2 separate regions of the Homo sapiens genome follow, and region 1 is linked to region 2. Evidence: chromatin loops called from intact Hi-C (ENCODE). Cell type or tissue: heart right ventricle. All regions are shown on one strand. Each heading gives the region's core, and the rest is flanking DNA. Links, peaks and the distances in the headings are about the cores only.

Region 1 (10,727 bases), core at 2,915-6,914, 390 kb after region 2:
TATATTTTTAAATAACTAAGAGTATAATTGGATTGTTTGTGACACAAAGAAAGGACAAATGCTTGAGGTGATGGATATCCCGTTTACCCTGATGTGCTTATTACACATTGTATGCCTGTATCAAAATATCTCATGTGCCCCATAAATACATACAGCTACTATGTGCCCACAAAAATTAAAAATTTGAATTGAAAAAACTATTCAGGGGAAAAAGCAATAAAAATACAAATAAAAGACAATACAGTATAACAACTATTTACATAGCACTTGCTTTGTATTAGGTAATATAAGTAATCTAGAGATGACTTAAAGTATCCAGGAGGGTTGCATAAGTTATGCAAATACTGCACCATTTTACATAAGACACTTCAGCGTGCATGGATTTTGGTAACCAAAGGGGTCCTAAAACCAATCCCCTACAGATACCAAGGGACCAACTGTACAAATGATTCTTAAACATAGGAAAAGGTGATCATTTCATTCATCATTTATTTTTTTTTCTTTTTTTTTTTTTTTTTTAGAGCCAGGGTCTTTCTCTGTTTCCCAGGAGGGATTGTAATAGCACAATTATAGCTCATTGCAACCCCAGCTCCTGGGCTCAAGAGATCTTTTTACCTTAGCTTCCTGAGTAACTGGGACTACAGGCACGCATCCAGGTAATTTTTTATTTTTTGGTAGAAACGGGGACGTCTCTCTGTGGCCTACCTCGTCTCAAACTCCTAGGTTCCAAAAGTCCTCCTGCCCTGGCCTTCCAAAGCACTGGGATTACAGGCATGAGTCAACACACCCAACCCATCTGAAAGTTTGGTAATGCACTGATAAGGTTTGGGGACACAGGCTGGTAAGAAGGTAAATTGGTACGACTCCATGCAGGAATTAGACAGTATCTATAAATTACGAGCACTTTTAATTTTTGAGCCACCGATTCTACTCCTAGGAATTTAACCATCTGAGATGATTGCACATGTGTGAAAATATTTAAGTACAAGGATATTCACTGCAGCATTGTCTGATGTAGCAAAAATTCAGAAACAACCCACTTCCCAACAGGAGACCAGTTAAATCAATCAGAGTACAGTCACGCAGCGGAATACGAGACAACCATTTAAACAAAAGGAGTAGTCAGATCAATGAAACAATACCAAGACATTTTATTAAATGAAATAATAATAATAAAAATAAAGTGTGAAACTGTGTGTATGATTAATGACAAAGTCATTTTAGTAATGATCATTTAATAATTGGTAATAATCATTGTTTTGTTTTGTTTTGTTTTTTCTTGAGGCAGAGTCTCGCTCTGTTGCCCAGGCTGGAGTGTAGTGGCATGATCTCGGCTCACTGCAACCTCCGCCTCCCAGGTTCAAGCAATTCTCCTGCCTCAGCTTCCCCAGTAGCTAGGATTACAGGCACGCCCCACCACGCCCGGCTAAATTTTTTGTCTTTTTAGTAGAGACGGGGTTTCACCATGTTGGCCAGACTGGTCTCAAATTCCTGACCTCAGGTGATCCACCCGCCTCGGCCTCCCAAAGTGTTGTCATTATTTTCTTGGTTCAAAGTTCAGATCTAAAATAAATAATTAAAAAATTTTAAAGAATAAATTTCCGACCGGGATCGGTGGCTCACGCCTGTAATCCCAGCACTTTGGGAGGCTGTGGCGGGTGGATCACGAGGTCAGGAGATTGAGACCATCCTGGCTAACACGATGAAACCCCATCTCTACTAAAAATACAAAAAATTAGCCGGGCGTGGTGCCAGGCGCCTGTAATCCCAGCTACTGGGAGGCTGAGGTAGGAGAATGGCCTGAACCCGGGAGGCGGACCTTGCAGTGAGCCGAGATCGTGCCACTGCTCTCCAGCCTGGGCAACAGAGCGAGACTCCATCTCAAAATAAATAAATAAATAAATAAATAAATAAATAAATAAGGATAAATTTCCATTTTAGGGATAGTCAAACTCAATATATAGCAGGTATATACTTGTATTTTACAGATAACTCTGGAAAGATGCACACACACACACACACACACACACACACACACACACACACACAAAAACTGATTTCAAAGGTAACCAGTAGTTTTGGTCCTTGGGGGGCATTAGGAGAGTGAGGTTCTGGGAGTTAGAAATGAAAAGTAAACTCACTTTTCTCCTTATGCCTTTATGCCTTTTTATACTGTTTGATTTTTTTTTTTTTTTGAGACAGAGTCTCAGTCTGTTACCCAGGCTGGCATACAGTGGCGTGATCTCAGCTCACTGCAACCTCTGCCTCCCAGGTTTAAATTATTCTCCTGCCTCAGCCTCCCAAGCAGCTGGCACCACAGGCGCGCATCCTGACACCTGGCTAATTTTTTTATATTTTAGCAGAGATGGGGTTTCCTTCAGTTGGCCAGGCTGGTCGAACTCCTGACCTCAGGTGATCCACCTGCCTCGGCCTCCCAAAGTGCTGGGATTACAGACTTGAGCCACCGTGCCTAGCCACTGTTTAATTCTATTACTATGCAAACATTGCCTTGCTCAAAACAAACAAGATGTAAAATAAAAAATAAAGGCTACACAAAACCACTTTTCCGCACCAATGTCCTCACTTTACAGATGGAAAACTGAGACCAAATAAGAGAAAGCTCCCTCTGTGCACAAAGCCTCTGGCTCTCATGGCAGTGGAGACCCCTCCCTCTGAGCTCCCAGAGCCCTTTGTTCTTCTCCAGGTTGGAGCATTGACCACGTCTTGTTGCCAACATTCTCATGCCTTGTCCATCTCTGTGCCTTCGGTATCCAGCCCAAGACGTCTTTAAACTTCTGTCATTTTTGTTCCTGCACTCATCCTGCAACTGATATTTGTTGAGAACTGATCATGGTCCAGGCACTATGCTAAGTGCTGTGAGTACATTGATAACCCTCAGGGGCAAAGTCCCTCCCGACCATAGAGACAGGGCTGCCACGTACAGCCTCACAGGATGCACACTGCACAATTTCAGAACGTGACATTCACATATGCTATTATTTAACTGGTATTCTCTGGATTTGTGCAGTGCACAACCTAGGTAACTATATACAGTTTCCCTGCCCATATTTCCAGTAGTTCAGCGGGGAAGATAAATTAAACAAAGCAGTATATATTTATTTTCATTGGAATCAGGGCAATTAAAAAAAAAGAACCATGTTGCTAAAAGAGAGAACAAATAGACAGATCTATTTTGAGTTTCACATAAGCCATTCAGAGAAAGTGATATTTATATACATTTATTTATTTATTTATTTATTTATTTATTTATTTATTTATTTATTTGATACAGAGTCTCATTCTATTGCCTAGGATCCAGGGCAGTGGTGTGATCACAGCTAACTGCAGCATTGACCTCCCAGGCTCAAGCAATCCTGCCTCAGCCTCTCAAGTCGCTGGGACCACAGGCACACACCACCATGCCCGGCTAATTTTTGCGTCTTTTGTAGAGACAGGGTTTCGCCATGTCTATCAGGCTGGTCTTGAACTCCTGGACTCAAGTGATCCACCCTCCTTGGTCTGCCAAAGTACTGGGATTACAGGTGTGAGCCACCACACCCAGCCAGAAAGTTATATTTAAACCAAGACCTGGTATTTGTCAGGAATTTTATTTAGTTGATAGTAACAGAGGCTGGACTTAGTAGCTTTAGTGAAACAGAGCTTCTTTTTTCGCTTGTTCCACAGGAAATCAGAAAGTAGGCAGCCCAGGACTGATTTGGGAGTTCCAGCAGTTATCAGGACCCCAGCCTCCTTCTGTCTTTCTGCTCCATACCCCTTAGCATGTGGTTTTCATCCTCAAGGTTGTCTCATGGTCCAAGATGGTTGCCAGAGCTCCAGCCACTACATCTGCCTCACAGACAACAACATGGGACAAGGACATTAGAGACATAAGGGACGCCTCCCCAGTCCACTTAAGGAGCTGACCATAAGTTTCACAAAATATTCCACATCCATCTCATTGGCCCAAAACTAGTTACGTGAATATCGCACGCTGGAAGAGAGGCTGGGGCATGTGAGCTCTAAAGAGTTGCCCAGGGTTTTATTACCAAAAAGGGGAAATTATGATTGAGAGGTAATACGTAGCCCCTGTTATGGACTGGGAGAATAAACGGGAGATAATTAAGTGAAAGTGTTGTGGGGAGCAGGTTCCAGGCAGAGGGAATAGCAAATACAAAGGATCCAAGAGAAGGAGGTTGGGCCGGGGCACAGCGGTTCACACCTGTAATCCCAGCACTTTTGGAGGCCAAGGCAGAAGGATCGCTTACGCCCAGGAGTTTGAGACCAGCCTGGGCAACATAGAGAGATCCCGTCTCTACAAAAAATACCAAAATAAATAAATAAATAATAGCCAGCCGCGGTGGTATGTGAATAAAAATAAAAATAAATTTAAAAAATACTCTGTTGCCCAGGCTGGAGGGCAGTGGTGCAATCATGGCTCACTGCAGCCTCGACCTCCTGGGCTCAGGTAATCCTCCCATCTCAGCCTCCTGAGTAGCTGGGACTACAGGCACATACCACCATGGCTGACTAATTTTTCAAAAATAAAAATAAAAATATTAAAAAATAAAATAAATTTTAAAATATTCAAAAATAAAAATAAAATTTAAAAATATTTTTGAATATTTTAAATATAGTGGGCCGGGCGCGGTGGCTCACGCCTGTAATCTCTGCACTTTGTGAGGCCGAGGCAGGTGGATCACCTGAAGTCAGGAGTTCAAGACCAGCCTGGCCAACATGATGAAACCCCCTCTCTACTAAAAATACAAAAACTTAGCTGGGTGTGGTGCCACACTCCTGTAATCCCAGCTACTCAGGAGGCTGAGGCAGGAGAATCACTAGAACCTGGGAGGCAGAGGTTGCAGTGAGCCGAGATTGCACCACTGCACTCCATCCTGAGCAAGAAGAGCAAAACTGCGTCTCAAAATAAAATAAAATAATAAATAAATATATATATATTTAACGAGCGAGATTCCATCTCGAATTTGAATATTTAAAATATTCAAAAAATTATATTTTAATAAAATTAAAAATAATTTTTATTTTATTCAAAAATAAAAATAAATTAAAGAAATAAAAAGAAGGAGGTTGGTCTGTTCTCAGAACTGAAAGGAGACCAGCATGGTTGGAGCACATTCAATGGGAGAAGATGAGGAACCAGGGGAAGGAGAAATACCCAGGCTCGCAGGCACATCAGCAAACCCAGCTGCATGCCTTCCACTCTGGGCGAAGCCTTGGCATCAAACAGACCCATGTTCATATTCTAACATCACCTTTTACAACTGAGAGCCCTCAGGTAAGTCTTTTAACTTACCTGAGCCTCCACTTCCTTACCTGTAAAACAAGAATTATACCTGTATGATTTCTTATTTGAATAAGAATTTGAATAATAGATTTCTTATGTGAATTAAATGAGATAATGCATATAAGGAGGTTAGCACAGCGCCTAACACATATTGAGCACACAGTATTATTGATTCGCTACACATTGACCATGAAGACTTACGTGATTGTGGCCTAGTCAAGAGTCAAGGTTGTAACTCCAGGCTCGAGCAAATTCACTGGCTTAGTGCTTAAAAGTTAGTCATAGTTAGTGCTTAACGTAAAAGTTGGGTATGGGACAGGCACAGTGGCTCAAGCCTGTAATCCCAGCACTTTGGGAGGCTGAGGCAGGCGGATCATTTGAGGTCAGGAGTTCGAGACCAGCCTGCATGGTGAAACCCCACCTCTACTAAAAATACAAAAAAAAATTAGCCAGGCATGGTGATGCATGCCTGTAATTCCAGCTACTCAGGAGGCTGAGGCACAAGAATCACTTGAACCCAGGAGGCAGAGGTTGCAGTGAACCAAGATCTCGCCACTGCACTCCAGCCTGGGCAAGAGCAAGATTCCATCTCAAAACAAAAAAAAAACAAAACAGAAAACAAAAAAACAATAGCTGAGTGTCACGGGGCATGCCAGTAGTCCCAGCTGCTCAGAAGACTGAAGCTGGAGGCTTGGTGGAGCCCAGGAGTTTGAGTTCATCCTGGGCAACATAGCAAGACCCTATCACAAAAAAATAAGAAGTAAAATAATAATAATGCAAAATAAAACATCTTTTAAAATGATAGGTGTTACTATTGTGGCTCTTGGTGAGGACAGCAGATGGCTCATCAGAATTTCTTCCAGAGCCTCTCTTGGCCTCCCCACCGTGCCAGGCAACCACGGAAACATTCAGTCTTCAGATTACCAACCTCAACTGCAAACTAGAAAGGAGGGTCCCAGAATGGAAAGTGCCACCCTAAGAATGGAAAGTGCCACCCTAAATTGCAAACAGACCCCCCGGGTGCCAGGCGAGAGCCTCAAACACGCTCTCTACTTTGCTCAGGCTCTCGGAGTCAATCAGCTCAGGCTCTGATGCAGAAACGCTTACCGCCCTGAACTCGAATAAAGCTCACACTCAGACTCCAGGAACCACCGTCTTTTACATCCCCATCGATCCTCTAAGCCTATTTTTATGATTCCTCTTCCCAGTGAGTGTTGTGTATATTTTTGGGCTGTGTTCCTCTCATAAATAAATAAATGTGTAGGTAAATACTAATAAGAGCTAGCATTTATTAAGCACTTGGCGTGGTGCCAGGGATGGTGCTGAGGGGTTTGCCTGTTATTTTATTTCACCATCATGATGACCTAATGAAACTGGCACCATAATGATCCGCATTTTACAGGAAAGGAAACTGACACTCAGAGGGATGAGGTCATTTGTCATTTCCCCCAAAAAAGGGGCAGAACAGGGATTTGACCTCAAGTCTGTCTGATCCAAAGCCCCGATTACTGAGTTCTGAGCAGCTCGTGTGGACATGAACCCAAACTTCATCTCACTTCCTAAGTGCCTTCCTTCCTTCGGTCCCCACTAATTAAGCTTCTGCCGTCGATGCCAAGCCGGACAGGGAAATGCTAAGTGCTCAAACTAAGCTGATGATTTGAAAATGCCAATAGTCCTTCATTTCTGCTGACCACCCTGAGCCTGGGGCCGGCTCACTCCTGAGCCTGGGACCCAGAACAACGTAATGGATGAGCCGCGTGTTGAGCAATGCTTTATGCCATTCAGGAGTGACTCGGGCTGAGCTCATCTCAGTAGTCAGCGTGTTAATTACAACTGCCCAAATGAGGCCCATTCATCCATTAATACCAATGAGCCAGCTCCAGAAGGCAGAGGCAAGATGACTCGCACTCATGAATCTTGCTCATTGTAGATTCGACAACCACCATGGCCTGGCCACCCAGGCTACATCTTCATTGATATCGAATTATTTGTACTTCCCCTGCAAGTCTCTCCAATTTTCACCCCATCCTTTCCCAAAGAAGACCTCAAAGAAGAAGCAAAAGGCAGCATGCCTGGCACAAAAGACGTGGGCTTCAAAGCTTGAGAGACTCGGTCGAATCCTGGCTCTGCCACTGACCAACAGAGTGACCTTAGGCAGGTCATTTCATGTCTCTGGGCCTCAGTTATCCCATCTGTCAAATGGGGCTAATCACTTCCACCCCTCTTTCGTGTTCATACTGGGAGCTAGAAGATGTGATATCTAAATGTTCCAGCTTGCAGCAAGGCTCAGCGCATGTTAGCTGTTGTTACTAATTGTATCATTAGATGGCTTGGATCACTTTCACGTCATTTCCCCCAGCGCACTGGGGTTTATGGGATGGCAGCTACCATGTGGCTGGAGAGTGATTCCCAAATTTCAGTGCACTGGGGATGCTTGTTTAAAACACAAGATCTGAAGCCCCCAGCCATTCTGATTCCAGAGTAGAGCTGAAGACTGCGTGTTTGGTAACCACCTCGGGGTTTAAGGCTTTCAGACAGCCGTTCTCAGCCCTGCCTACACACTGGGATCACGGGGAAGCGGGGAAAGGAAGTGGGGGAGGTGGGGGGGAAGAGGTTTAGTTTTTTTAATGCCTGGATCCTAACTGCAGAAATTCTGATGTTCTGGGGCCCTTGTGTGGCTGGGATATCAGGATTTTTTTCTAAAGTTCCCCCAGATGATTTTAATGTGCAACCAGGGCTGAGACCTACTGCTATCAGCCAGTGTTTCTCAGAGCGTGGTGCAGGGACCCACACATCGGCATCAGGCTCACTGGGAACGTGTCTGAAATGCAGATTCTCCCTCTGTCCTACCTCAACCTGCTGATTCAGAGACTCTGGGGGTGGGACTTAGCACTGATTTATAAAGCTTTCAAAGGGATTCATTTTTTTGGTGTTTTTTTTTTTTTCTTTTTTTTTTGGATACAAGGTCTGGCTCTGTCACCCAGGCTGGAATGCAGTGGTGCAATCACAGCTCACTGCAGCCTCAACCTCCTGGGTTCAAGTGATCCTCCCACCTCAGTCTCCTGAGTAGCTGGGACTACAGGCTCGAACCACCATGGCTGGCTAATTTTGGGTTTTTTTTTTGTAGAGATAGGATCTCCATATGTTGCCCAGGCTGGTCTCAAACTCCTGGGCTCAGGCAATCCCCCCGGCCGGGGCATCCCAAAGTGCTGGGATTACAGGCATCAGCCACCAATGTCAGGCTCCCCTGGTGATTCTGACACACACTTAAGTTTAAGAACCCCTGCTATAAGGCCTGGCATCCCCCAGACTTCATGCTGTTAAGAACCACTTGGGGAAGAGGTTTGTTATTGCTCCCTTTTCCCACCCTTTCTCTTTTGAACACTGTTGTGTCGTGATGTGAAGCTTGGAGCTTTGGCAGCCATCTTACAAACATGAGGTAAAAACCAAGGCTTCACAGAGATAGCACCCCAGTGCCTCGCAGTCACTGAGTCACTGCCCCAACCTCTGACCCTCTACTTCCAAACTTCCCATTAGCTAAATGCCTTGATTGTTTAAGCTCCTATTATTTGAGTCTTCTCTTACTTGCAATGGAACACATTTTTTATTGGTATAAGTATTCCCAACACAGTATGAGTGCATAGAACAACTTTAAAAGATCCCTGCGATAGGCTGGGCATGGTGGCTCATGCTTATAATACTAGCACTTTGGGAGGTCAGGAGGACCTCTTGAGCCTAGGAATTTGAGACCAGCCTGGGTAACACAGTGAGACCCTGTCTCTACAAAAATTAAAACAAAATTAGTTGGGTGTGGTGGCACGTGCTCATAGTCCCAGCTACTCGAGAAGCTGAGGTGGGAGGATTGCTTGGGCCCAGGAGTTCAAGGCTGCAGTGGGCTGTGATCATGCCACTGTACTCCAGCCCGGATGACAGAGCAAGACCCTCTCAAAAAGAAAAAAAGAAAAAAAAATTCCAGGACATAAAATGATGTAATGCCTAAAATTTTACTTTGAATATTCTCAGAAAAAAAAAAACAGACTAAGTGTGAAGAGAGGAGTGGGGTCGATTTTGACTTTAAAAAATATTTAAGTTAAATTTTGAGAAATCCCTCTTAAGAAAAAATTTTGAATCTGGGCTGTGGGGATAGATGAAATGAGATTGCAAAGATTGATATCTACTAAATCTGGGCGATGTTGAATCTACACATACTACATATGATTGTGGAAATTACCATCATAAAAAGTAAAAACAATTTTAAAAGATTAACTGTTTTAAAACAAAGTCTAGGCATGGCGGCTCACACCTGTAATCCCAGCACTTTGGGAGGCCGAGGCGGGCAGATCACCTGAGGTCGGAGTTCAAGACCAGCCTGACAAATATGGTGAAACCCTGTCTCTAGTAAAAATACAAAAATTAGCCAGCCTGTGGTGGCCCATGCCTGTAATCCCTGCTACTCAGGAGGCTGAGGTGGGAGAATCCCTTGAACCCAGGAAGCAGAGGTTGCAGTGAGCCAAGATCATACCACTGCACTCCAGCCTGGGCCACAGAGGGAGACACTGTCTCCAAAAAAAAAAAAAAAAAAAAAAAGACTGGCTCCCTTCTCCCCTGGAGGCAGGGGAACTGGAAGAATTGGAGATTATCACTGAGAGTTGAGGACAAGAAATCTGCATTACGAAATAAGTCCCTGTAGATTTCATCATCTCTAGAGCCCTCATTAGTGCTGATTAGGGAAACTGATTCCCAGGAAAACTAGAGAACATTATGGCACAGCAGCAGCACTGAATGATGGCTTTGGCATCCAAAAGTTCAAGTTCAGGTTCTGCCACTTATCAGCTATGTGACCTTAGGCAAGTGACTGATCTTTCTGAGCCTCAGTCACCCCTGCTGTAAAATGGGGATAATAAAGATTCTCACCTCTTAGACAATTGTGAGAAATAATGGAAATAATGTATGTATTTAAGAAATAGTAGCTGCTATGGTTATTATTTTATCTTTACTTCTAGTTTAAAGTCAAGAGTTGGCCGGAAGTGGTGGCTCACACCTGTAATCCCAGCACTTTTAGAGGATTGTTTGAGGTAAGGTGTTCGAGACCACCCTAGCCAACACAGGGAGACTCCGTCTCTAAATTAAATAAATAATCAATCCAGGCCAGGCGTGGTGGCTCACGCCCATAATCCCAGCACTTTGGGAGGCTGAGGCGGGTGGATCACTTGAGGTCAGGAGTTCAAGACCAGCCTGGCCAACATGGTGAAACCCTATCTCTACTAAAAATATAAAAAATTAGCCAGGCGTGGTGGCACATGCCTGTAATCCCAGCGACTGGAGAGGCTGAGGCAGGAGAATCACTTGAACCCGGGAGGCAGAGGTTGCAGTGAGCTGAGATCACACCACTCCACTCCAGCCTGGGTGACAGAGCAAGGCTCCA
Region 2 (10,727 bases), core at 4,294-8,293:
GTGAAGGGCCAGAAATCACCCTCATATTTTCTATCATATTAGATTCTCCCTTCTAAAAGTCTATCAAATTCATCCACTTTTCTTCAACCCCATTGAATCTGATCTTTTCCGGGCTACTTTCATCTCTCACCTTAACCACCATAATAGCTTCTTAAGTGGCCTTTCTTCAGGCTCACCTCTCTCAATCCATTCTCTACTCTGCAGCTAGTGAGCATTTAAAACAAAAGACACTTTCTCCTTTAGATCGCTCCAGAGGCTCTTTACCTTCTATAGGATGAGTTCTGCCTGCTTACCTGACAGATCACATTCTTCACCATCTGAGCCATTGCCTGCCTCTCCAGACTTAGCCCTTAAACATATCCCCTTCATAACCCAGCTTCCAGTGCCACGGAATTTCTCAGGCTCCCTGAGCTGTTCTATTGCACTCTACCCTACTCTCGTGTGCTGTTTTGCTGCCTGGAGGACACTTCCCCTTATTGGGGTTATTTCTCCTATGAAGGCTTCCTGGATCCCCCTGTCCAGTGTAGAGTAGGCAAATCAATCAATAGAAAATAGACCCACAAACGACAAATAATATAATCAGCAGACCAGAAAGTCAACACAGTTTAAAAAATACATTCCATTTTTTTCAAGAAAGTAGAGAAAAGCATGAGCATGATAAGTAGAGAAAAGGAAGATATATATTTTAAAAAACTACTACCCTACTTTATGACCTCTTCTTTACAGACTTTTTTTTTTTTTTTTTTTTTTTTGAGATGAAGTCTCACTCTTGTTGCCCAGGCTGGAGTGCAGTGGCGCGATCTCAGCTCACCACAACCTCTGCCTCTCCGGTTCAAGTGATTCTCCTGCCTCAGCCTCCCGAGTAGCTGGGATTACAGGTGACTGCCACCACGCCTGGCTATTTTTTTGTATTTTTAGTAAAGATGGGGTTTTACCATGTTGGCCAGGCTGGTCTCGAACTCCTGACCTCAGGTGATCTGCCTGCCTTAGCCTCCTAAAGTGCTGGGATTACAGGCATGAGCCACTCTACAGACTTTGATAATCACATGTAGCGTCTGCATCTGAAATTGTTTTTACATCTGTCCCACCTGCACCCTTCACCCCAGGCTGTTAGTTTCTTGAGGACAAGGACTTCATCATTTTCAAACATTATTGGTCAAATAAATGAAGAAATAGGCTGCATCCTTTCTCTTTATCCTTTGACCTCCTCTATCATCCTGCTGTTATCTTCCAGAAGGAGAAGAAACAGCTTCACAGGAAAAGTAGAGGAGATTTTCCCATTATGGTGAAAGTGCCAAATCAGAATGTGAAATAGGAATTCTGGGCTCTGTACCAGGCATTTACTCCTATGCTGTTAGCTGATGTTAAAGAGGGTGGATTTCTTTTCCCTTAGGTCTCACCTTCTGTGCCTTCAGGGGAAGTTGGTTGGAAGTTTGAATGGTTTGTTGTTGTCGTCATTGTTTTGTATTTAGGAGGGCTGTAATGGAACGAATACAATGGTTATTGATGGAGAGTAAGTTGAGAGAAGCTCAAGGGTGATTATTTAATGGCAGGAGGGGGAGAAAAAAAGTAAATCTATAAAGAGCTTGGGACACCAAGTCCAGAACTTCATGCATATAACAGCCAATTAACAATCAAATTTTAGAAAGTCTCAGAGAGGGACTTGCAAACACACAAATATCAGAAAAAGCATTTGTAGCGGAGACCAACCAAAACACTGGATTCTGGGAGCCTCTGTCTGAGAATGGAATTAACTTTGTTTCATAGAAGACTTTATAGGCTTTATAGGGGAGACGGGGAAGGACCTAGTTGTACATATTTCATTTCAATGCATAAACATATACCTATATACCTACAAGACACAGGATCTGGATCCAACTCTCTAAGAACCAGGACTTGGACTGTGAGTCCCAGAACATCCATGAAAGTGTTCCCACTTCTTATATGGAAGATGAGAGTAGTAGCTGCCCTAATAACTGGAGGGTTGCTAGAGAGATAAAGGAGACAAGGGATAGGTCACTTTGTGTAGTCACTTTGCAATGCATAAAAGCTAGTTCAACCATTGTGGAAGACAGTGTGGTGATTCCTCAAGGATCTAGAACTAGAAATACCATTTGACCCAGCCATCCCATTACTGGGTATATACCCAAAGGATTATAAATCATGCTGCTATAAAGACACATGCACACGTATGTTTATTGTGGCACTATTCACAATAGCAAAGACTTGGAACTAACCCAAATGTCCATCAATGATAGACTGGATTAAGAAAATGTGGCACATATACACCATGGAATACTATGCAGCCATAAAAAAGATGAGTTCAGGTCCTTTGTAGGGACATGGATGAAGCTGGAAACCATCATTCTCAGCAAACTATCGCAAGGACAAAAAACCAAACACCGCATGTTCTCACTCATAGATGGGAATTGAACAATGAGAACATTTGGACACAGGAAGGGAAACATCACACACTGGGGCCTGTCATGGGGTGGGGGGAGGGGGGAGGGATAGCATTAGGAGATACACCTAATGTAAATGACGAGTTAATGGGTACAGCACACCAACATGGCGCATGTATACATATGTAACAAACCTGCACATTGTGCACATGTACCCTAGAACTTAAAGTATAAAAAAACAAACAAACAAACAAAAAAACACATCGTACTGGCTCATGCCTGTAATCCCAATGCTTCGGGAGTCTGAGGCAGGTGGATCACCTGACACCTGGTCAGGAGTTCGAGACCAGCCTGGCCAACATGGTGAATCCCCATCTCTACTATAAATATAAAAATTAACCAGGAGTGGTGGTGCGTGGCTGTAATCCCAGCTACTCCGGAGGCTAAGGCAGGAGAATCACTTGAACCCGGGAGGTGAAGGTTGCAGTGAGCTGAGATAGTGCCATTGCACTCCAGCCCGGGTGACAAGAGTGAGACTCTGTCTCAAAAAAAAAAAAATCATACAGAAGAAAACTGCAGCATTCTCATCACCATCATTACTACCATTATTACCATTTTCATGGACTAAGCTGTTTCTCACTTCTCTTTATTTTCCCTCTTACTTCCTAGATGTGGCCAAAAAAAGCCATTTAAAAAAAATCTTTACATCTGCCAGAAATAGGGCTCATGGGAGCACGTGGGAGGGTGTTCCCCTCGCTCAGCACATGGAATAACACTTTATGAATACTTAATACATATAAATCGGCATGCTAAACATTGTAAATTTATCATCTAACTTAATCCCAAGGAAAGAAAAGAACTTTTATCGAGGAATGTGGGCTCTTTCAAATTATTAGGCCCAGAGAAGCATTCAAACGGCAATCACATCTTATTCTCCCTCTTTAGAGCTATGTATTCATCTGTCAAAACTGCCTGCTATTGCCACAAGTAGCTATGAATTAACCTAATAACACCTCACTGGACACAACATCCCACACTCTAAGGCTTAACAATGGGTAGCCAATCACTAATCAATGTTATTTCTGTAAATCAATGAGAATCCGCGGCAGAACTTTGTATCAGTCCAATCCTTGTCCCCCTCCTTTTTTGCCTTTAAAAATCTGCCTGTAATAAAGGCCAAGTGGAGCTCATATCCAAGGTGACTGATGTCTGAATCTTCCTTATCCTGGCTCAAATAAACTCTTTACGTCATATACTTTGCTTCAGCCTCTCCCTTTGATATTGGGGCTGTTATTCCATTTTACAGAGGAAGAAACATGCTCAGAGAGGTTTAAGGAACTCCTTGACACCATACAGATAACACCTGCCTGCCATTTATTTAGTGCCTACAGATGAGTCAGCACTTCAAATCACAGATAAGGAAGGAAGAGACAAACATTAGGGAACTTGCTCTAGGTTGCACAGTTAGGAAGTGACAGAATGCAAGATTCAAACTTGGATTCGCTTAAATGTAATACAGGTGCTCTTTCTGCCTCCCTGCCTGACGCTTGATGCTGGGCAATGACAAATATAAAATCTACCTCAGGCTGGGTGCGGTGGCTCACATCTGTAATCCCAGCACTTTGGGAGGCCAAGGAGGGTGGACAGCTTGAGGTCAGGAGCTCGAGACCAGCCTGGCCAATATGGTAAAACCCCGTCTGTACTAAAATACAAAAATTAGCCAGGCAAGGTGGCAGGCACCTGTAATCTCGGCTAGTATAGAGAGGCTGAGGCAGGAGAATTGCTTGAACCCAGGAGGTGGAGGTTGCAGTGAGCTGAGATCGCGCCACTGCATTCCACCCTGGGCGACAGAGTAAGACTCTGCCTCAGAAAAAAAAAAAAGAAAGAAAAAAGAAAAACAACAATAAAAAAAACTACCTCAGAACTGTGGCAAGATGTTTGTGTACATATGTGTGCCTGTGCATGACAGCATACAAACGTGCATAGTGTGTATGTGTGTATGCATGTGTGCATGAGTGTGCACATGTGCCTGTGTGTACATATGTGCCCATATGTGCACATCTTTGTGTATGCATGTGCTGACAGCTGCTAGTTAACGCAGGCAAGGGTAAATGATACTGCATCCATTCTTCCTGAGAAATTGTTAAGGTCCTTTTATCTTCAGCAAGAACTCAGAAGAGTCACTGGACCTGGGACACACAGAGGAGCTTTACAGATGATCTAATTCAACTCCCTCTTTGTGTCCACGAGGAAACTGACACTCAGAGTGCACTGAACCAGGAATCAAGAAATTCATATTTCAGCCTGACTTCTGCTGATGTGAGCAGTTCAAGAACTGCACTTAACTTCCCTCAGGTCATCTGTAAATTAAGATAATGATACCTCCTCTGTTATACTTGACGACCTGTGACTTCGCTGTTGACAAGGTATGGATGTCAAACCTTCTGGCCCTAAAACCGCCCTCTTTTACCCAGCCTGAGGCAGTCTCAAGACAAATCCCCACTGCTAAACTTGGCCTCAGAACCCTCCAGCAAATTCAGAACCTGGGAGAGTGCCTCTCTGGTACTGAAATGCTAAGCAGGAAGCTGATTCAGACTCTGAGATGCCTTGGGAGTGAAAACTTTCCCTTCCTTGATTCTTTCTGGCTCTTTCTAAAGAGCCCAGTGAGCCAGCTCCTTGTCCAGTCATTCTCCACTCTTCAAGGACTCCGAGGAACTGGCCTATCTTGTCAAGAGTTACCCTCTACTTGGAGCTCCTCAGGCGGAAAAGTAGCACTTAGAATCTTGGTCTCAAAATATTCCTGTCTGTGTTGCTCCTACTGGTGGTGACAGTAAATGAGACTGTGATGAACAAGTGGATGTGACCTGGTAACCACATAATGCTTTTACTATATTTTATTGGCATATAATATACAGATCATGCACATACATCACAAGTACAGCTTGATGAATTTTAACAAAATGAACGCTCCTGTGTAACCATCACCCCGTTCATGAAATACAACAGTGGCTGCTCCCAGAAGCCCCCTCTTGCCCCTCCAGTTCCTACATCTCCCAAAGGCAACCGCTATCCTGACTTCTAGCACCATACGGTGGTTTTGAACTTTATATAAAAGGAATATATATCATTTGAACTCAGTTTCTTACTAACATGTGCAACATTCTCTTTGTGAACCTGATCCATATTGTTGAGTTTAATTATACTTGGATCTCATTCTGATTGCTGACATGATTCTATTGGAAGAATAAAGCCTAATTTATTGATCCATTCTACTGTTGATGGACATGTGGGCTATTTCCAGCTTTCAGCTACTGGTAAGCATGCTGCTTTCTTATTTATGCCTTTTTGGTGAGCGCATAAGCTCATCTTCCTGAAGTGTATATATTCAGCTTTGGTAAATACTGCTAAGCAGTTTTACAAAGTGATTGTAACTCCACCAGTCATCATGGTTTTCACATTCCAAGATTCTTTAGCCTCCAGTATCTAGTAACAATTGACTCTACTTCCTTTGGTTCCAAACACACCCTTGTCTTTTTCTCCTCCAGGACCTTTGCACATGCTATTCTCTTGGCTGTTACAGTCTTTCCAGCTGATCTTCACATGGGCAAGTCCTCACTCTTTGGGTCTCCGTGTACACGTTACTACCCTCAGGACGGCCCTGTGCCTGTTATACTCATGACTTTATGCACAGTATCAAGCCCATGTTCAGTAAATGGTTAGCCCTAAACAAATGTTAGCTAATACTGCTGTTGTTGCAATAAATAGTCTTTAAGTCTCCCTTTCCAAAATTCTGTGACTCTAGGAAGTCAGACTGCCTAACTCTTATCCTGTGTGCGGATCCTGATGTGCCCCAAGGGTTCTAAATCCCTCACAGAAGAAGGGCAGCTGGCAGTTCCCATTTCTCCCGGTCCCCGGAGCTGCATGTGTGGTACCTGCTCTCTACTAAACAGCCAATAGAGGGCACTGTGGGAACACGTCCGCGGAAGGAGGGAGGCGTTGGTCAGAGTTCAGATGACACAGAATTAGAGCTGGAAGGGATCTGAAAAACCCATCTAGACCGAAACCTTCATTTTACAGATGAACAAACAGATGCCCAGACAGGAGATGTGACTTGCCCAAGGTCACACAGCTACTGCGTGGAGAGCGGAGATGACACTTACCCTCTTGGCATTCTCCACTCTGCGGGGGCGTTGCCAAGCACTGAATGAGGCAGCTGGCCCCAGGTGCTGAAGCTTTGAGCCGGCCAAGGCCCCTGTTTGCCAAGCCTATCACTGCCCTCAGTTTTCTCCTCCCTCCTATTCCATGAGAGAAAGGCTCTAGATGTTGGAAGTAGGACAAAACACACACTATCCCTTTGATTTTACAATTATCTTTGAGAAAGCATTTCACTTTCCTTAATAATGACTACCAATTATTGGAACTTTCTAGGTGCCAAATATCATACTGCATGCACTACATGCATTACCAAGAATGGTTTTAGGGTTTATTACCTCCCTTCTGGGAGTCTTTCCCTGATCTCCCGATTGAAAAAGATTGCTCTTCTCCCATTTCCTCTCTATCACACCAGCCAGTTTACTTTCTTCGCAGATCTTATAATTATTTTTATAATCGTTAGACTTACTTACTCATCTACTTATCTATCATCTGTTTCAATTCCTCCCCTCCTTCTGGTAGACTTGAACTCCATGAAAGAAGGATTCTGGAGCTAGATAGGTCTGGGTTCAAATCCCAGCTCATTCACTTACTAGCATTGTGGACTTGCATTCATTACTGAAACTCTCTGAGGCTGTTTCTCCCTTTGTAAAATGGGGACTCGTGCTTGGCCAAAGTTCTTGATTCCTTTGGGCCTCAGTTACCAAATCTAAGGGAGGATAATAACCCTTCATCTGCTGGAGAGAAGAGCCTCACAAGATGCTCTGAAGGTCTTGGAGCCGTGGTCAAAGGAGTACATAATGGCGTTGCCCAGCTGTGGGGCCATGACTGGGCACATGGTTTACAGATGCAAGTGGAACAGAAAGAAGAGAAAATTGGAAGATTTGAATCTAGGAGGCAAGGTTCCACTGTCCACACCGTTAACCATTATATTATGTGCCTTTTCAACCCTAGCTGCATCTATCCTGTCAGTTTCTCAGGTCCACTAACAATGAACCAGTTACTGAACTTAGGCTTCAGCCATCTTATTCCAGGGTTTCTCAAGCTCAATGCTATTTACCATTTTAGAGTTGAAGCAGCTAAGGCTCAGAGAGGTTAAGTTGTTTGCATACAGCTGAAAAGAGTTTGAACTTGTTCCTCTATGGTTTGTTTCATGCCTGGAGCAGTCAATCTTGCTCTCACCAACAGCTGCCAGAATCCAGCCAATAAATCAATGAGATGCCAACAAGGAATCTTCAAACTCATGCTGAGGACACCATAGAATAGATTCATGGGATAATTCCATCCATTCTGGATGTGTCTACATCCTAGCATCTCCCAAGATTTTTTTGTTTAACCCCAAGCTAAATTCCAAGGCTGTTACTTCCCCTTGTCTTGCTGTTGCCCTAAAATGTGTTTATTTCCCTGTGACCCAGAAAAGTCCTCACTCTTGGCAGCCAGAGCGGTGAATCACATGGTGGCTTTTCACCTGCCATTGGCACTAGGCAAACAGTTCACCACTGCTAAGAATCTCTTCCCACCCTTCTTAGAGCTTACTGCTGTTAGGACCTGCACTCAACCATGATGGTTTGTTTATGTGTGTCTCTCTACCTTTCTAACTGGTAAACTCCTTGAGAAAATGAACCATCTTATTCACCCAACACATGTAGTGGAGAAGCTGGCAGTTAAAGATGCTTTATGAATGTTTGTTGAATGGGTAGGTGGATGATGGTTGGATGGATGGATGAAAGGATGAATGGGTAGATGGATAGATGGATAGGTGAATGGTTGAATGAATGAATGGGTAGATTGACGGATGAATAGATGGATGGATGGATGGATGGACAGATGGACAGATGGACGGACAGACGGATGGATGGATGGATGGATGGATGGATGGATGGATGGATGGACGGATGGATGGACAGATGGACGGACAGATGGATGGATGGATGGATGGATAGGTGGATGGTTCAATGGATGGATGAGTGGGTGGATGGATGGATGGGTGGATGGGTGAAAAGATAAATGGATGAAAAGATGGATGGGTGGATGAATAGGTTGATGGATGAGTGAATGGATGGGTGAAACCCATACAACTCTCAATGTGACCACTGCTCACTACCACCCCCATCCAAACCTGTTCAGGTCCTATTCAGCATCTAGAGAAATCTTTGTGAAGATGCACATCTCATCATGTCACCCTTGCCCCCACCTCTGCCTGAAACACGCCAATGCCTTCCCACTACCCTTAGAATAAAATCAAATTTCCCTCCCAGAGCTTACATGGCCCTGCAAGCTGTGGTATCCACTGACTACTCCAGCCTCATTACATATCAGCCTCCCCCTCACTGATGATGTCTGGACACCCTGGCCATCCTTCATTTCCTAGAATGAGCCCAGCTCTTTCCTGCCTCAGGGCCTGTGTCTGAACTTGCTGTTCTCTCTGCCTAGAGTGCACTTTCTCTGACTCTTTGCATGTCTGACCCCTCCTTCAGGTGTCAGCTTCAAAATAAATTCTTGGGAAAATCTTCTTTTCCACCCCACCTAAATTACACCCCCCAACATACATTTTCTTTATAACGCTTGTGTAGTACATCAACATTCATTATAGCACTTTGTTGAACATTTGCATCATTATTTGTTTATATCTGTCTTACCTACTAAACTGCTAAGAGGACAGGGAGAGCAGGGACAATGTCTGCTTAAACTCACAGCTGTATCCTTAGTACTTATCAGGTAGTAGTACTCAGAAATATTTTTAACAGGGGCCTGGTGCGGTGGCTCATGCCTATATTCCCAGCACTTTGGGAGGTGGAGGCAGGTGGATCACCTGAAGTCAGGAGTTTGAGACCAGCCTGGCCAACATGGTGAAACCCTGTCTCTACTAAAAATACAAAAAAAAAATAGCCAGGCGTGGTAGTGGGCGCCTGTAATCCCAGCTACCCACAAGCTGAGACAAGAGAATCGCTTGAACCCAGGAGGCAGAAGTTGCAGTGAGCCGAGATCATGCCATTGCCCTCCAGCTTGGGCAACAAAAGTGAAACTCCATCTCAAAAAAAATGTATTTTTAACAGGTAGATGGATGAATAGACAGACAAGTACAGGATATGTTCTGACATCTCATCAGGCTGAGCACACTAGGGGTACTGCATGAGGACAATACCCAGGTTGTTTTCCTTTCCACTGAGCATCACTGATAAACATATTTAGGGACAGAACCATGGAATCGAACTGCCTTATAGTTGGATAGGATCTCTTTGATCATTAAGACCAACTTTATTTTACATTGGGAGAGATAGAGCCCAAAAGTGGAAGACACTTGCCCAGGGTCATTGTGGTAGGAACTACTTGTTACTAGTAGTTAGAATTAGCAACAGCCATTCTCTTCTTCATTCTAACTAGTAGTAAAGAATAGATACTTATAATCAGAACCCAAATTTTGTTGGTGGTGGTCATATGCTCAATTAGAAAAACTACATTTCCCAGCCTCCCTGTGAGAGAAAGGTGGTCATGGACTAAGTTCTGGCTAATGACATGTAAGTAAGAGTGGAGATATAAGTGTGGCTTCCAGAAAAATCCCCTTAAAAGAAGGTCTAAACCAGAGTGTCCAATCTTTTGGCTTCCCTGGGCCACAGTGGAAGAAGAATTGTCTTGGGCCACACGTAAAATACATTAACACTAACAATAACTAATGAGCTAAGAGAAAACAATCCTAAAAAAATCTCATAATGTTTTAAGAAAGTTTATGAATTTGTGATGGGCCACATTCAAAGCTGTCAGGCTGCATGCAGCCCATGGGTTAGACAAGCTTGGTCTAAACCTTTGCTTTTTCCCCCTTTCTTTTTCTAGAATTCAAGCACAAAGGTCAGAGTTGTCCATTCTATGCCTATGAGGCAGTCTTGATGATGAAAGCCACAAATTAAAGGCAGTAGACCAGAAAGTTAAAAATCTGGAATATTGCTGACATCTTGGACCTACCACAATTACCCTGGATCACCTACCTCTGCATTTTATCTCACGTGAAACAAAAATAAATCTCTTGAATAAGTCATTGTTATTTGGGTTTTCCGCTTATATGCAGCCAACTCAATCCATAGCTGTTATGTTCACTAATGGAATTAGTGGCACAGCCAGGACTTGAAGCTAGGGACTCCATACCTTTCATTGGGACGGCAAGAAAGCTAGTGTGTC

The links. Peaks named below come from ENCODE experiments on the same cell type or tissue, not always from the same donor. Only the 100,000 strongest peaks of a DNase experiment are listed, where the experiment ranks them.
Region 1: it touches region 2 in a loop (4-fold over the local background); 71 of 110 quality-filtered maps call a loop at or near these places.

What each region holds. Positions count from the first base shown.
Region 1 is chr16:19,909,392-19,920,118 of GRCh38, reverse strand. No RefSeq gene overlaps it. Among named protein-coding and RNA genes, the nearest start is that of GPRC5B, 30 kb to the right of the region's middle. In heart right ventricle, for the core only: no CTCF peak of the experiment used is centred there; no DNase peak of the experiment used is centred there; H3K27me3 peaks cover 601 bases.
Region 2 is chr16:20,296,283-20,307,009 of GRCh38, reverse strand. No RefSeq gene overlaps it. Among named protein-coding and RNA genes, the nearest start is that of GP2, 26 kb to the left of the region's middle. In heart right ventricle, for the core only: a CTCF peak has its summit at 6,358 (motif pointing right); a DNase peak (open chromatin) is centred at 6,390; H3K27me3 peaks cover 1,506 bases.